Regions from separate parts of the Homo sapiens genome. Here region 1 is linked to region 2. A link is a loop called in an ENCODE intact Hi-C map of the cell type or tissue named here. Cell type or tissue: mammary epithelial cell. All regions are shown on one strand. Each heading gives the region's core, and the rest is flanking DNA. Links, peaks and the distances in the headings are about the cores only.

Region 1 (7,692 bases), core at 2,199-4,698, 200 kb after region 2:
CTAAAGCTCAGTCACACACAGGATGAAAGTGGCCATAAAAACACTTAGAGAAGCCTCTCTGGCAATAAATCGCCCTCTCCTTTCCTTTTTAATTCTTAGGAATTAATTAACTTAATTATTAGCTAATTAATTAGTAGTTAATTAGTCAATTAACTAGCAGAACTAGATCACCTGACTTCCATGATAAACAATAATGTGCTTTTGCATTTCCAGAACCAAAATATAGTGCCCAATTCAAGGAACTGTTACTCTTTAGTAATCACAAATAGTGTAACAATGTTGGTAAACAGAGACGTTAAGGCTGGACCAAGAAAGGTAGTGCGGTAGAATGGGAAGTGCACAGTCTGGCAGTTGGAAGCTGGAGCTATGGTTGGGTTGACTGGGCAATTGATTTATTCAGTCATTTAACAAACTTGACTGAGAGCCCTTGATGAAGCAGGCATTGCACTGAATGCCAGGAAGACCAAGAAAAGCAAGACATATGACCCCTACCCCCAAGTTATTTTCAGTCTTGTGGGAGGCAATCAAAAGACATATAAACTGTTTAGACCATGAAATCTGTCTGGCATATTTAGCTCCTCGATTTGCTGCATGGTCTTCATCATTGTCAATCTCCTTCAGAGAATGCATGGAATCTCATTTCGTTCTCGCAATAATCCTATGAGGGAGGTCTTATCATCCCCTTTTATAAGGAAACTGAGTCCTTAGAAAGATCAGAGAGTTTGCCCAAGGCCAAATGGCCAGTAAGTGGTGGAGCTGGCACTGCAATCTAAGTCAGCCTGACTCCAGAGCCTGTGCTGGTGGCCACCAGGCTACACGGTTCTCCAAGATCTCCCACCTCTAATCTTTTTTCTGCTGCTCTTTTGCAGAGTCCACTTCCTGCCCTCTCACTTAACAAAGTCATCTCTGCCCATCCACCCAGCCTGATGGTCTTCCCTCCAGTCTCAGGGAAAAAGACACACACCCTCCTGCAAAGCCCATGCTCCTCACCTGAGCCTCCTCCAGTCCTCTTAGGATCGTGCCTCTTCATCTTTCTCCTGCACCTTCAATTTATCACACTCTACTTGTTTCTTCCCCGCTCAGTCCCTAAATGTGTCAAGCGCCCTCCTGTTCTAAACAATCCCCAAAATACAACAAAACAAGAGCTTCCTTTTCCCCATACCCAGCTCAGCCCTACCTAGTCCCCACCCCACTAGCTCCACTTCACCAGCCCCACCCCATCACCCACCTCTCTCCTCTTCCCATCCAGCGCCCATTACATTACAGAATGTAATCGCTGTACCCGTCTCTACTTCCTCAGCTTTACATCCAACCAGTTGATGGGGTCTTCCTGAGTGGGCTCCTAAATGCCCCTCTGTATCTTGTCCCATATCCCGACTCTGACCCCTTTTGTCTCTTTCCTGCATTACTGCAACCATGCCCCCATTGGGTCCCTACTTACAGGAATAGCCTTCCTAAATATCTCCTCCACCTTAAGGGTTCAGCAATCTATTTGAAATATGAACTGTCTTCATCAAACCCTTGAGCGACCATCCACCACCTAGAGCAGGAGACCCAGCCCTTTTGTATGGCGTACAAGGCACCCTATGATCTATACAAAGGCACCCTATGATCTATACTGCCTATGGCAAGAGCCTATCCATTACTGACTCTCCGTGCTTTACTCTCTCACAGGACAGAGCTGCCCATGGTTGCTTGCTTGCATTTTGCTGTTTCTCACTTCCACCCCTTAGGTACTGCTCTCTAAAGAGAATGCCTTTCCTCACCCCAGCGCCCCGCCTCCAGATAAGCCTAGCTAACCCCTGCTCACTTCTTCATTAGGAATCATCACTAACCAACTCTCTCCACTCCCTCAGGAGTTTATATTCCGATTATTTGTCTATGCGTCTGTATCACATTTCCTCAAGACCTAATAGGAAAGATGATGATTCCCAATTTAAGCGCAGGGCTTCTAATTACTTTAGGTAATCAAAATATTCTCTTGCTTGAAACATGAGGTTTATGAAATCCCAGCATTTGGGAGGCCAAGCTGGTGGATCACTTGAGGTTGGAAGTTTGAGACCAGCCTGGCCAACATGGTAAAACCCCGTCTTTACTAAAAATACAAAAATCAGCGAAGTGTGTTGGTGCACGTCTGTAATCCCAGCACTTTGGGAGGCCAAGGCGGGCAGATCCCCTTAGGTCAGGAGTTCGAAACCAGCCTGGCCAACATGGCGAAACCCCATCTCTACTAAAAAATAATAATAATAAATTAGCCAGACATGGTGGTTCATGCCTGCAATCCTAGCTACTCGGGAGGCTGAGGAAGGAGAATTGCTTGAACCCAGGAGGCGGAGGTTGCATTGAGCCGAGATCACACCACTGCACTCCAGCCTGGGTAACAGAGTGAGACTCCATCTCAAAAAAAAAAAAAAAAAAAAAAAAGGATTTATGAGCTCCCAAGGAGGAGTTTAAAATGCCCTAGGTGCCACACTCTGCCCTTCACAGGTGTTTACATTCCAGGTGAGAAGGAAGAACTTGGAAAGAAGATGAGAACCCATCCGCAGAGGGCTACCTGGGGCCGAGGTGCTGAGGTAGCTAGGACTACTTTAGCTCAGACCTTGGTGTGTCTGAGGTGGGATGGAGATTGAAATCCACTCCATCTCCTGATACCGGCATAATCACAACAATAAATGATGTCTGAAGTGGACGTGCAGCAGCAGAGAACAGGCAGAGAAATGTAAAAAACAACAACATCAACAACAAAAAAAACCCCGTGCCCTTGATATTATGGGAAAAGAAATAAGGAATACACTCACATCTTAATGGAAATAGAGGAATTCAGAATTTTAAAGCCTGGTCAAGGCTCAGATAGACTCGATCAAGGACAGAGACCCCTAGGATAGTTAATTTTGGAGTTATGAGCTCTGGCAAGAATGTGAACAAAGAAGAGAGCAGCAACAAGACCTAGTGCAAACACCAAGAAGGCAAATCCTACAGCTTCCAAGCACCTCTACAGGGACTGTCTACTTTAGTCTTCCCTTCATCCCTAATCCTCATGCCTTAGCAGTCTCCTTTTGTGTTCTTTGGTTTATGCTTACCATTTGAAGGGTGACGGAGGCAACTTCTAAAAATATATTTTCATCTTAATTGAAACGTGCCAGGTTGCAAAATTCCCCTGCTGCAGGTTTCTTTTCTGAAAGAGAGTCATGTGCTGCCATCTTGTGGTTGAGAGCCGCCACAACAACAATTATGTACTCCCAACATCCCGCCCAGTCCAGTGCTGGGGTGGCGGAGGCGAGGGGCGCGAGTGGCGGGGGTGATGCGGCTTCCAGGTAGAAAGCTCTGGAAAGGGTTCCGCTGCAGGGACAATGGCAAACAGGGAATGACCAGTGGAAGGACAGGTGTCACACTGGGGACTGACCTGGTAGTAATTAGTAGCATTGGAATAGGATCCAAAGGGATTTTCCCTGGTCCCTCAACCAGTATGATTCCATCTCTAGGTGCCGTTTTCCCCCTAATTAATAGATTCTCATTAGTGGTGATTTCTTAAAAATGACCTTGTGCAATGGCAACAACACCAGACTGAGAGTTAAGACACCCGGTATCTAATTGCCCCTCTGCCACAGACTACCCAGGTAAACTAGCAACAGAGGATAATAGAAAAATTATTGACCTGGGACCAGGAGGTTTGAATTCAAGTGTGATCAGTCTGGTGTGTTACCTTAGGGAAGCTGTTTCACTGAGCTCCATCCTGTGCCAGATACTGTCCTAGGTATTTTACATGGTTTTGTTTGTTTGTTTGTTTGTTTTTCCAGTTTCTTACTCCAGGATAGTGTTCTACAAGTGAGAAAACTGAGGCTTAGCACGATTGAGGGAGCTGTCCAAGGTGTCACGGAGCCAGTGAGTCAGGATCTGATTCAAAGTCTGACTCTAAAGCATATGCGGTTTATTTATTTGTTATTTATTTGAGACGAAGTCTCACTCTGTTGCCCAAACTGGAATGTAGAGGGGCAATCTTGGCTCACTGCAATCTCCACCTCCCAGGTTCAAGCGATTCTTCTGCCTCAGCCTCCGGAGTAGCTGGGACTACAGGCATGCACCACCATGCCTGGCTAATTTTTGTATTTTTAGTGGAGACGGGGTTTCACTATGTTGGCCAGGCTGGTCTTGAACTCCTGACCTCGTGATCCGTCCGCCTCGGCCTCCCAAAGTGCTGGGATTACAGGCATCAGCCACCGTGCCTGGCTGTGGTTTATTTTTTTTAAATTTATTTTCCTTTCATAATTGTGTATCATATGAATATGATACATATATTCATTTGTGTGTGTGCAGGGGTTACACATAGGTCAGATGGCTTAAATTTATTGTGTCCTTTGATGGTAGGGCAAGCCCAATTTTCACAAGTGCTCAACAAAGCTGCAGATGCTTATGCTGTTGCTTTTTAATTTCCTGTGTGTTCTCATTTTTCCCCATCTAACGTTGTTTCTAAAGGCATTTAAGAGATCTAACGACTCTAGCTTCAAAAGTCATGTTCTTTGATTTCTGAAGATAAAAGGGACGACCTAGAGAGGGAACACTGCCATTCTGCTGAGGGATCAATCGGAAAATTAACTTCCTTACAGGGAAGACAAGATGCTCTCCATGGCGTTGATTTAGTGCTTTTTTCAGGGCTGTTGCTACAGAATCTCGCCCGGCACAGCAACCTTGTGAGGTGTGTGTTATTCTCCTCATTTGACCCTTGAGGGAATTCAGGTGCAGAGAGGTGAAAACACTTGTTTGAGATTACACAACTGTGACTTGAAGACAGGCCTTTTTCTTAAACAACTTTATTGAAGTATGATTGACATACAATAGACTGCATGCACATATTTAAAATACAAAATTTGATCTTTGATCAGTTTGACAGTATAAACCCATGAGACCAGTACCACAATCAAGATAATGAACATATCCTTTATCCCATCCATTTCCTCATGCCCCTTTGGAATCCCCCAGTCTCCACCCCCACACTGCCATCCCCAGGCAACCGTTGATCTGCTGTCACTATAGTTTTCATTTTATACAAATTTTACATAAATGGAAACATATAGTGTATATGCTTTTTTGTCTAGCGTTATTGGCATAATTATCATGAGATTCATTCCTGTTGTTTTGTGTATTATTCCATTTTATTGTTAGGGAATGTGTCTTTAGATGGGTATGCCACTATTCATTCTTTTGATGATGGACATTTAGATTATTTCTACTTTGGGGCTATAATGAATAAAGCTTCTATAAACACTGACGTGAAAATATTTGCAGCAGACCTAAGTTTTCATTTCTTTGGGGTAAAAATCTAAAAATGGAATGTCTGCATTATTTGATCAGTATATGTTTAGATTTTTCACAAACAGCTAAACTGTCTTCCCGAAATGGTCATACCAGCATGTATGAGAATTTCATACGTGGATACTCCACATCCTTGCCAATACTTGGTATGGTTAGTCTTTTCCATTTTGGACACTGTAATAGGTAGTAACATCTCATTGTGATTTTAATTTGCATTTCCATAATGACTAATGATGTTGAACATATTTTCATGTGCCTATTAGTCATTCAAATATCTTCTTTAGTGAAGTGTCTGTTCAGATCTTTTGCCCACTTACAAAAATTGGGTTGTTCGTTGGCATATTATTGAGTTTTGTGAATTCCTTATATATTCATATATAAATATTTTATCGGATATGTGATTTTTCAAATATTTCTTCTCATTCTGTAGATTTCCTTTTCATTCTTTTAATAATGTCTTTTGAGGATGGACGTTTCAAATTTTAATGATGTCCAATTTACCAAAAAATTTTTTTAGATCATGTTTTTAGTTCTGTATCTAACAAGTCTTTGTAACCCAAGGTCATAGGGATTTTCTCCTATATGCTCTTCTAAAGGTTTTGTAGTTTTGGTTTTGCTTTTAGGTCTATGATTTATTCTGATTAATTTTTTATATGATGTGAGATGTGTATTGGAGTTTTTAAAATTTATTTACTTTTTTTGCAAACGGATATCTATTTTTTTCAGCACCCCTTATTGAAAAGACTATCCTTTCTCCCCTGAATTTCCTTTGCACCGTTGTTAACTGTCAATTGACCAGATATATGTAACTCCATTATTATAATCTCTATTCTGTTCCATTGATCTATTTGTTTATTTTTATGCCGATACCATACTGATTACTATAGCATTATAATAAGTAGTTTTGAAATCAGGTAGATAAGCCCTCCAAATTTGCTGTTCTTTTTCAAAGTTGTTTTGACTATTTTTGGTCCTTTGCATTTCTGTACAAATCTTGTCAATTTCTATTTAAAAATTTCTGAGATTTTACTTAGAATCGCACTGACTCTACAGATTGTAAGGCTCACCTCATTTTTTTTACCATCTCTCAAGTGTCACAGAACTGTTTCCTATTTTCCATGTTTTGAAAAACATTCTTTCATTTTTTTTACCCCTAGTTTTGTGGTTGTTTCAGGTAGGAATTTTAAATCCCATTCCTGTTATTCCATCTTGGCTGGAAATAGCAGACTAACCAAGGCCTTTAGACCCCAGATACCTGTGCTCTTTCCATAAGAAGCCTCACGTGGGAAAAGAAGGGTCGAGTCTCACCTTTAAACAAAGAAAAAGATTTTATAAAAAGTTAAGTGACACCAGCCTTCAACAAATGCTTAAAACACTGATCCCTAACCCCTAATAACACTGGGTTACTACACACCAATTTAAAAATTCTCAAGTTTTGATTCTCATAGATCAAATCTTACTTTTGTTCAATTCTTTATTGTGTAAAGCCACAAAAAATGTGATCTCATGGCAAATTTACTCATTTGGAGAAGATGGACGGGGTGCTGTTTCCTCTGTAATTCTGATAGTTCCCAAGTGATTTCGTAATACATGAATCAGAGGACGTGGCTATGTCCTCTGTATTTAGACAGAGGAATTCATTTTTCTGATAAATCCCATCGTGTCCCCAAACAGAAAGTGGAATCAAAGACTATGGGATATTGGTGGTTGTAAGCAGAAACCCTAATGATCTACCATATATGCTTAGCTTGACTTCATTAACTTTTTGAAAATGAACCTGCTGGGAAGACAAATCTAATGTCATCCATTAAATAAGAAAAATAAAAATTAAATCATAAAAGTGAATGTGGCTGGCGTGAAAGCAAACAAAATGAAAAATGTTTTATTACACTTCCTTATTTCAAAGCAGCCTTTTAATTAAGATTTCCTCCAACAGCAAAACTAATTTGATAAGTTTATACAGCCAGCACATTTCAATTTACACTTTCAGAAAGTGACTCTTTTTCATTTATAAGGAATTTATGTACAATCTCCAGGAAGGAAATAAGGATAAAGGCAAAGGGGCACACCTCCAAGTGGGATGTGAAGATTCTTCCTGTGCAGGTGGAATAGAGTGAACAGTAACATTTTCCATTTCTTAGACTATATTTTATCCTGTCTGTTTTTCTCATTCCTAGCTATTAGGCTGATGCAAATGTAATTGTGGTTTTTGCATTGTTGAAATTTGACATTTGGTATTGGAATACATTCTTAAATGTGGTTATGTTATACATCATTTTAATGTGCATTTCTTGCTTTATGTTTTTTTCCTAATGACTAATTACTGTTTGAGAAATATTGTTGGAGGCATCAGGCTAGCTCTGGATTTTATCCCTCCTTGGA
Region 2 (7,692 bases), core at 2,243-4,742:
CTTATGCCAATGAGAGACAAAGGAGCAGGAGAGAGAGAGGGGAGGAAAGAAGGGTGAAAAGGGACAGAGGAAATGTCTTAAGGTGAAACAGATATTCCAGGAATACACTCCTCCCTCATCCATTTGCTACTTTCCTTCAGTACTTTACAAGAAAGTAAATATTGTGAGGAGCCAGATCCCAGGGAAGGCACAGAAAGGAATCCTACATTAGGCTGAAGCAGTATTTTTGGTGCTCTGCTGGCATACTGAATTCTTAGGATGCTACTGTGGAGCCAACATCACGCTGGTCGTTTGTATTCAAGTTATGGTGATGAAGACAGTCCCCGTGTCTCAAATCTCTATGTCCAAGTTATTAAATTCAGGAGACTGGACGCTTACCTTAAATGAAGCAAGGTAGGAGGCAGATGACTACTTACCAAGACCATCATTTGCATAAAGGAGTCAAAGAATCACCGTGTATCAGTCAGACCACAGGCTGGTTGTCTCTCTAACCAAGTAACCTGATGCTATTAATACAATGACAACTAGGGATATTTAGGGAAAGAAACGAGACAAGATTGCTTTCTAGGAGGCATTTCCAGAATCCCATAATAATTAGTTATTACTAAATTCATCACCCTCTTCAACCTATTTTTTTATTTTCTATGAAGCATCTCTTGGGTAACAGTTTTCATAGAATTGCTAGCCACAGGGTGACTTCATGCTTCCTTTTATTTGTGCTAAAGCCACCTTTGATTAACCCTTGGGAAGGTCTTCCTGTGCTTGCCCTGCCAGCCCTGCCCAGCCCTTATGGTTTTGTAAACATCAATCCTCTCTGACCTTAGCCACCACCTTTTCAGAGTGAAGGGTGCAATAGGCTCTCCCTCTCATTGCTCAACCTTTCTAGTCTCTTCTGGTTGTGCCCTGGAATTTACTGGACCATGGTTTTCCAAGCATAGATCAGGGCACATGCAAAAATAGACTCTATCCACAGAGCCTTTAAAGCTACCCTGATAAGAAGTCTTCTTTTTTGAGATTTATATTCATTTTGAATTATTAAAATACAAGTGTCCATCATGAGACAAATGGATAAAGAAAATGTGGTATGTATGCACAACGGAGTACTACTGAGCCATAAAAGAGAATGAGATCCTGTTATTTGCAACAACATGGACAGAACCTGAGGACATTATGTTACATAAAACAAGCCAGGCACAGGAAGACAAACTTCACATGTCCTCACTCATTTATGGGAGCTAAAAATTAAAACAATTGAACTCATGGGTATAGAGAGTAGAATGATGGTTACCAGAGGTTGGGAAGGGTAGTGGGTGGGGTGGGGGAAGTGGGAATGGTTAATGGGTACAAAAATATAGTTAGATAGAATGAATAAGAGCTAATATTTGATAGTACAACAGGGCGATTCTGATCAACAGTGATTTATTGTATACTTTAAAATAACTAAAAGAATATAATTGGATGGTTTGTAACACAAAGAAAGTATAAATGCTTGAGGTGATGAATGCCCCATTTACCCTGGTGTGATTACTACACATTGCATGCCTGTATCAAAATATCTTATGTGCCCTATAAATATATACACATAGTATGTACCCATAAAAATTAAAAATAAAATAAATTTTTAAAAGGATAATAAAGAAATACAAAGTAAATGTGTTGCTCTCATGTAAGAGCAGTTTGGCCTTTTTTATCACAGCATGGAGCCTATTGAAAGACCACTTTTATGCCTAGAGAGATGATGCCCCACCAGTCACTCAAAATGGCTACTAGGAACATTATCAATCCTCTTTCATTGCTGAGAATGGCTTAAATTTGAATTTTAAGATTCAATTTGTTATTTAATTTTAAAATATGGCTTACATTTTAACTTTAAGATCCAGAGGCAGTCTGAATTAAAAACTGGGGAGAAAGGAATTAAGGCAGATAAGTAATTCCAACTTATCTATCGACATGAAATAACCTTTACAAAGATGGGCTGTGAATATAAAGAGAGCCTTGTCTGTGCTCCCTGAACATCAGGACTTTGGATCTTGCATCAGCGGAGGGGGCCACCTGGCTCTGACTTTCTCCTGCAGATGCAGATGCTCCTTGGTTGAGCTAAGTGGAAATTCCCTTCTGGAGTCTCCCTAGGTAAGGGCCGTTAGAAAGTGTCAGAGGAGTGTGTGTGACTGTTTTCTGTTTTCGTGAGATATTGTAGAACTTTAAGTCTGCTGGTCATAAATGTTTTCTTTTTGAAATCCTTAGAGATTTTTTTTCTTCTTCGTCACAATGGCAGGAATACAGAGATTTCGCATGATTTCTTAATGGGATTCAGCTGCCTACGCTGCAGTGCTTTCAGCTGTATTTGAGAATGCACTGTGTTTCTGCCTTGTTTTACGTTTGCAGATGGCTGGAACTCTCCGTGTCTCCTTTTCTTTCTGTCATGGCTGGCAAGAGCTCATGGGCCATGAGCTGCATCTTTATAAACATGAACAGATTAGCAGGTATTCCCAAATGGGACAAATGCTACCTTATTGCAGACAGTTTCTAGTATAGTCCCACATTCTTTGAGAAAGTAGGTGGAGACCCCATCAGCACCAGGCCACTGGCAGCAAATGGTTGTAGCCAGGAGCCAGAATAGAGCAAGTCCAGCCTGAGCCTGTGGTCGGCAGTGGAGAAGAGAGGGTCGCAGACCTGAGGCAAAGGGCAGCCTGAACAATCAAGAACCAGAGCAGCCCTGGCACCCGACACCCAGGAGAGTGGGCTACAGGAAGAGGATCTGAGACCAGAGCCCACAGAGTCTGCAGAAACTAGAGGCACAAGGCACGAGGAATCACAAAGCAAACTTAAGTGCCGACATCAAAGAAGGCATTCTCACCCTGTTTCCTGCTTCTGGGTTTCTCCACATTCCTATAGCCTTACAGACAGTAAGCCCAGTGTGGTGGGAACAGGGAATTGAAGTGGAAAGCACAGGCCAGGGGATCTGATGGGTCTCTTAGATCCCCTGGGAGGGCATGACAACATAGAGAAAGAAGAGTCCTTTAAAAGCATTCAACATAACGTAGTTTGCCCAGGCAGTTCACGCTGACTGAAACCTCCTCTGTCTTCTGAACTCGGGCATGCCTATCTCATCTCTTCTTTTGAAGCAGAATGCTTTAAATTTTTATTTTTATCCTGTGAACTTCAATATGCGACCTCCTTCTGTGACAGAGCTTCTCTTTTGGTCCCCCATGAGTGGATATCACCTTGTACTCCCCTGCACCCCTAAGCTCACGTTCTTCATCTTCTCTTTGACCCTCAGCATGTTATCCCTTGACCCATTCTTCAGTTTTCATGTCTATCATCTGCAAAATCTTTTCTGCCTCATAGTACTTAGGAGATCAGACATACGCACGCTGGAGACAGGAACCTCCCAATATCAAATTAGCCACTTGGGCCATCTTGTCTGGCACGTTGCATAAATGTTGTATGGAAGACAGGTCCTCCTCCCAATTTCGTTTTTCACTGGCCACATGATGTTAGACAAGTCTCTTTCTCTCTTTGAGCCTCTCCTGTCTGATCCAATGGGTTGTAAGAATCAGATGAAATAACAGAGGGGAGAGGATTACACATTTTAAAGCACTATGCAAATGTAAGGTGTTGTTATAATAAAATATGGATCATGGCTTATGTTGGGGTGGGGCTAAGCCTCCTTTAGTCATTCTTTCAGCTTGTTTGTGTAACCTCTGGTGAAATTTTAATAACTGTTGCAAGGCATAGGTTTCAGCACGTTCTTTGTTTCTTCTGTTGGTATTTGCAAGGCAGTCACATCTGCCATGAGCTAGTCCTTCTCAGAAGGGAGTGGGTGGGAAAACATGTAGCTAAAAAGGGCTTAGGAGCCCTGAGACATCTTAAATAGGAGTCATTTAACTACTCCAATGGAAAAAAAAAAAGAACAGCAAAAATATCACCAAACTCATGGCACAGTCAGTAGCTCAGCACTATGGTTCTTACCATTTGAAATTTCCATTCAACCGTGTTTCATCTCCAGCCACTATCATCATCATGATCATCAAATTTAGCTGAATTACTAGTTCAGTTAAGACTCAATGTATAGTGTTGTGTATCAGATATGTGCCAAGCCCTATGCTAAGTATACAGCCTTGAGTAATTCACAGATTCTTCCATACGAAACTCGCGTACAAATAAACACACACATAAAAATAAACAACGTCAATTTGATAATTGCTATAGATCTGGATAATTGGTACATTTAAAGTACTATGACAGTACCTAGGATGGAGTAACTAACTCTGCATGGAAAGTAGGAGAGGAGGTAACATGTGACCTGGCCCTTCAAGGATGAACAGAAGTTGGTCAGAAAGTGAGTATAGAGCTATACTCACTGTGTATATAGGCTTTGGGGCCAGCCACCTAGTTCAAATCCTAGCTCTGCCATTTCTTTTCTCTTTTTTTTGTACTTTAAGTTCTGGGATACATGTGCAGAACGTGCAGTTTTGTTACATAGGTATACACGTGCCTTTGCTATTTCTTAACTACATAACTTGGCTAGTTCCTTGATCTTTCGTTGCCTCAATTTGTTCATCTCTACAACAGGCATTATACCAATAGGGCCTACTCACAGGTTATCATGAGCAGAAATGAGTTCAGGCACGTAAAACACTCCTAATAGCTCCTGTCCTATGGTTAATCACTCAATAAGCAGAAGCCATCGTTGCTGTTATTATTGTTCTTTGCCAAGTCAACAAGCAGGAAGGAAATTCCTGGAACTTTTAGAGACCTGGTCTCTGAATTTAAGAGACTGATAATAGCATCATTATCATTATGAATAACAGGAAAGCTACCGTTGATGCCAGGCACTAGATTCTTGACATATGTGATTTCACTTGGTTATCATAGTAATCCTGAGTGTCAAAAAACTTCCACTGAAATATAAATAATGCCACAAAGAATATAAAGTAAGTGAAAAATAAGTGGCACAAAGTGGCCACTGGAAGAAATAGAATTACATAAGAAGAAATATTTACCATCTAAGTAATGAGGCAAAAGTCAAAAGGATTCCAAAGTGGTGGGTTTAAACCAAAAGAGGTCGGAGGCATTTTTGTTTGTGTATTTTCATTTTTGTTTCTGTGCATGTTCATTGCCTCTAAGCAGAGCATGCCCTTGCTTATTCGCTCTGGTTCTCACCACTCGTGTGATACCCAGCCCTGAAAACACTTGAGTATTGAAGTTTGTGACATGCAGACAAGGATCTAGAACTTGAGTTTTGCAAATGCTTGCATTTGTTGAATGATGTTTTTTGTGCCAGGCACTATGCTGTGTACTTTCAGACACATGATCTGTGTAACATCCTGAATAAGATATTATGATCCCCAATTTATAGACGAGGAAACTGAGGCTGGAAGAGGGCAAGACTAGAAAGAAAAACAAGATCAGAGGCACCAAAGCAGGGAGGTACATATCATGTTCTGCAATCCATTTGACCAGAGAAGAGGACCCATGCATGGGGAATAGTACGAGTTTGGGTGGAAGAAGTTAAATGACCTTGAAGGCCAGGCTTAGGAATATGAATGTGGCTATGGGAAGGTAATAAATGATAGGTTTCCTTTTCTTCTTTACAGCTTTATGAAAACCCAACCACAGCAAACATACAGGCTGGCACAAGGTTTGCTCTAAAGAGGAAGAGATCTAGGTGGGGCTGAAGATGTATCACTTCCCTTTGGAGAGTGCCCTGCCACAGGCAGGGACAATCTTTCATCTCTCATAGAGGAAAACATAAGGGAGGAGGCGCCTTCCAGTAAATATCCTCAGTTGAGTTTTCATATTATATATAATATATTCAAGGAGACAACCACCCAATTTCCCTCCCTGGATTCCAAGCCTTGAGATATAACTAATATTTAAGTTTTGCATTGCAGAGTGCCCTGATAATAAAGAACAAATTCCTTAACCTTTGATCCTAAGATGGTTTTTATAATATTGCTCCTGTTTACCTCTCTATCCTCACCTCACTTTACTCCCACAGTATACCCCAGCTGTGCTGATCCCATGGCTGTTCCTGAAAGCAACAAATTTTCTCCAAGAAAATTTATCAAATCACTTGACACCCCCTCATATCCATAATGCCTTGCACTTACTTCTAGGATATAACTTCTCACCAATAATGTGTTTATTTGTTTACTTTAGATGATAGCTCCATGAAGGTAGGGATTCTGTCTTGTTCTTTGTTGAATACCCTGCATTTAACACATCCCAGCACATAGTCAATGCTTAAGAACAATTTGTCAAATGAATGAGTAAATGATTTGGTGAGAGAAGAGGTGCTATGATTCTCTGGTCCTTACTCATTGTTGAATCCTGCTTTTCAACTTGCCAGTGTATTCCTCCTCTCTCACTGTTCACCTGACCCTAGACCCCTCTCCCTTTGCAACTTGATCATTGATTTCCAGGTCCTCTTCAAATCTGACATATTCTCTGCCCCATTTACAATCTGACACATGTACACACTCACCACCACTAAAAGCAACAATAAAACTGTCTCTTCTCTCCTTCTGGGGCTCATCCTTTACCAAAAACCACTGTTATCTGCCAGAGCTCCACTGTTACCCATGAAACGTTCTGGGGACTCACATATCCCCCATTTCCCTCTCAAACCCAACAATGATGTTTGAATGGACTAGACTGGAGAAAGAGACAGGGAGGAAAGCCCTAACAGCATCCTGATTTTGTAGCATTGTTGTTAGAAGTTTCTGAAGTAAAAGGGAAGTTGTGTGCACCGTGTGTGTGTGTGTGTGTGTGTATGTTTGTGATCTGTCAACCCATAGGTGGGGATTATCTGGCTACCTCTCGTGGAATGAACAACCTGGGAGGAATGTGGACACCTGCCCTGCTCATTGGAAATGGACAGGCTCTGGATGGGCAGTCCCAGCTATAGGGGCACAGGAGGAATTCTGCCCAGCAGGCTCAACCTGGAAGTCCAGTATCAGCAATAATAATTTAGTAGCAGAATTGCAAACACCTATGAGCACTCCCTATGTCACTGTGCTAAGTGCTTTACATAGATTATCTCAATTATTTCTTATATTAACCCTATAGGGTAGGAGCTCTTATTATTCCTATTTTACAACTAAGGAAAATGAGGCACAGAGAAGTTAAATAGTTTGCACAAGATCACACATTAAGTGATGGAGCCAGAATTTGAACCCAAGAACTGCAACATCAGAATCCTACCCAATATAGAATGGTTGAAAATAGGTACCCTTTGATTTTTGAGAGTTAGAATGTGGAAGCATCGTAAAAAAGCAACACAATGTTTTCTGTAATATAACCCTCACAGACTGAGGAAAATGAAAGAATCAGGGGGTCTTCAGGACTATATAATGGGTAAAGAGGAAAGATAGTTAAAAGTATTTCTCAACGTGTTGCACTTCCAGCAATTTATCAATTTGTAAATGTATTTCATTACAAATATAGGGAGAATGAGGGAGCACAGCACTGTCATGCACTGTACTGGATCTGTAACTGTTCCTGGGAATTGTGCAGTGCACAGCCTGCTCATCTTTACATGGTAGCCCAAAAATGCAGGCTTCTTTATATCCCTAAATTAATATAGGAACCAAACGAAGACCTATTACTAGAGCTTGAGCTAGTGTGGCCTTCAAAAATTAAATAAAACAGAAAAGATGTGGAAATGATAGACTGGCTGCCACAGTA

The links. A loop is a pair of places that touch in the nucleus more often than their neighbours do. Peaks named below come from ENCODE experiments on the same cell type or tissue, not always from the same donor. Only the 100,000 strongest peaks of a DNase experiment are listed, where the experiment ranks them.
Region 1: it touches region 2 in a loop (8-fold over the local background); 1 of 110 quality-filtered maps calls a loop at or near these places.

Annotation. Positions count from the first base shown.
Region 1 is chr14:51,777,081-51,784,772 of GRCh38, forward strand. All of the region lies in intron 1 of LOC101927598 (a long non-coding RNA gene), which reads left to right. Among named protein-coding and RNA genes, the nearest start is that of GNG2, 80 kb to the right of the region's middle. RefSeq lists an enhancer at 2,940-3,009. In mammary epithelial cell, for the core only: a CTCF peak has its summit at 3,227 (motif pointing left); no DNase peak of the experiment used is centred there.
Region 2 is chr14:51,573,372-51,581,063 of GRCh38, forward strand. All of the region lies in intron 2 of FRMD6-AS2 (FRMD6 antisense RNA 2), which reads right to left. It also overlaps a transcript of FRMD6 not described here. Among named protein-coding and RNA genes, the nearest start is that of FRMD6-AS2, 23 kb to the right of the region's middle. In mammary epithelial cell, for the core only: no CTCF peak of the experiment used is centred there; a DNase peak (open chromatin) is centred at 3,740; H3K27ac peaks cover 428 bases.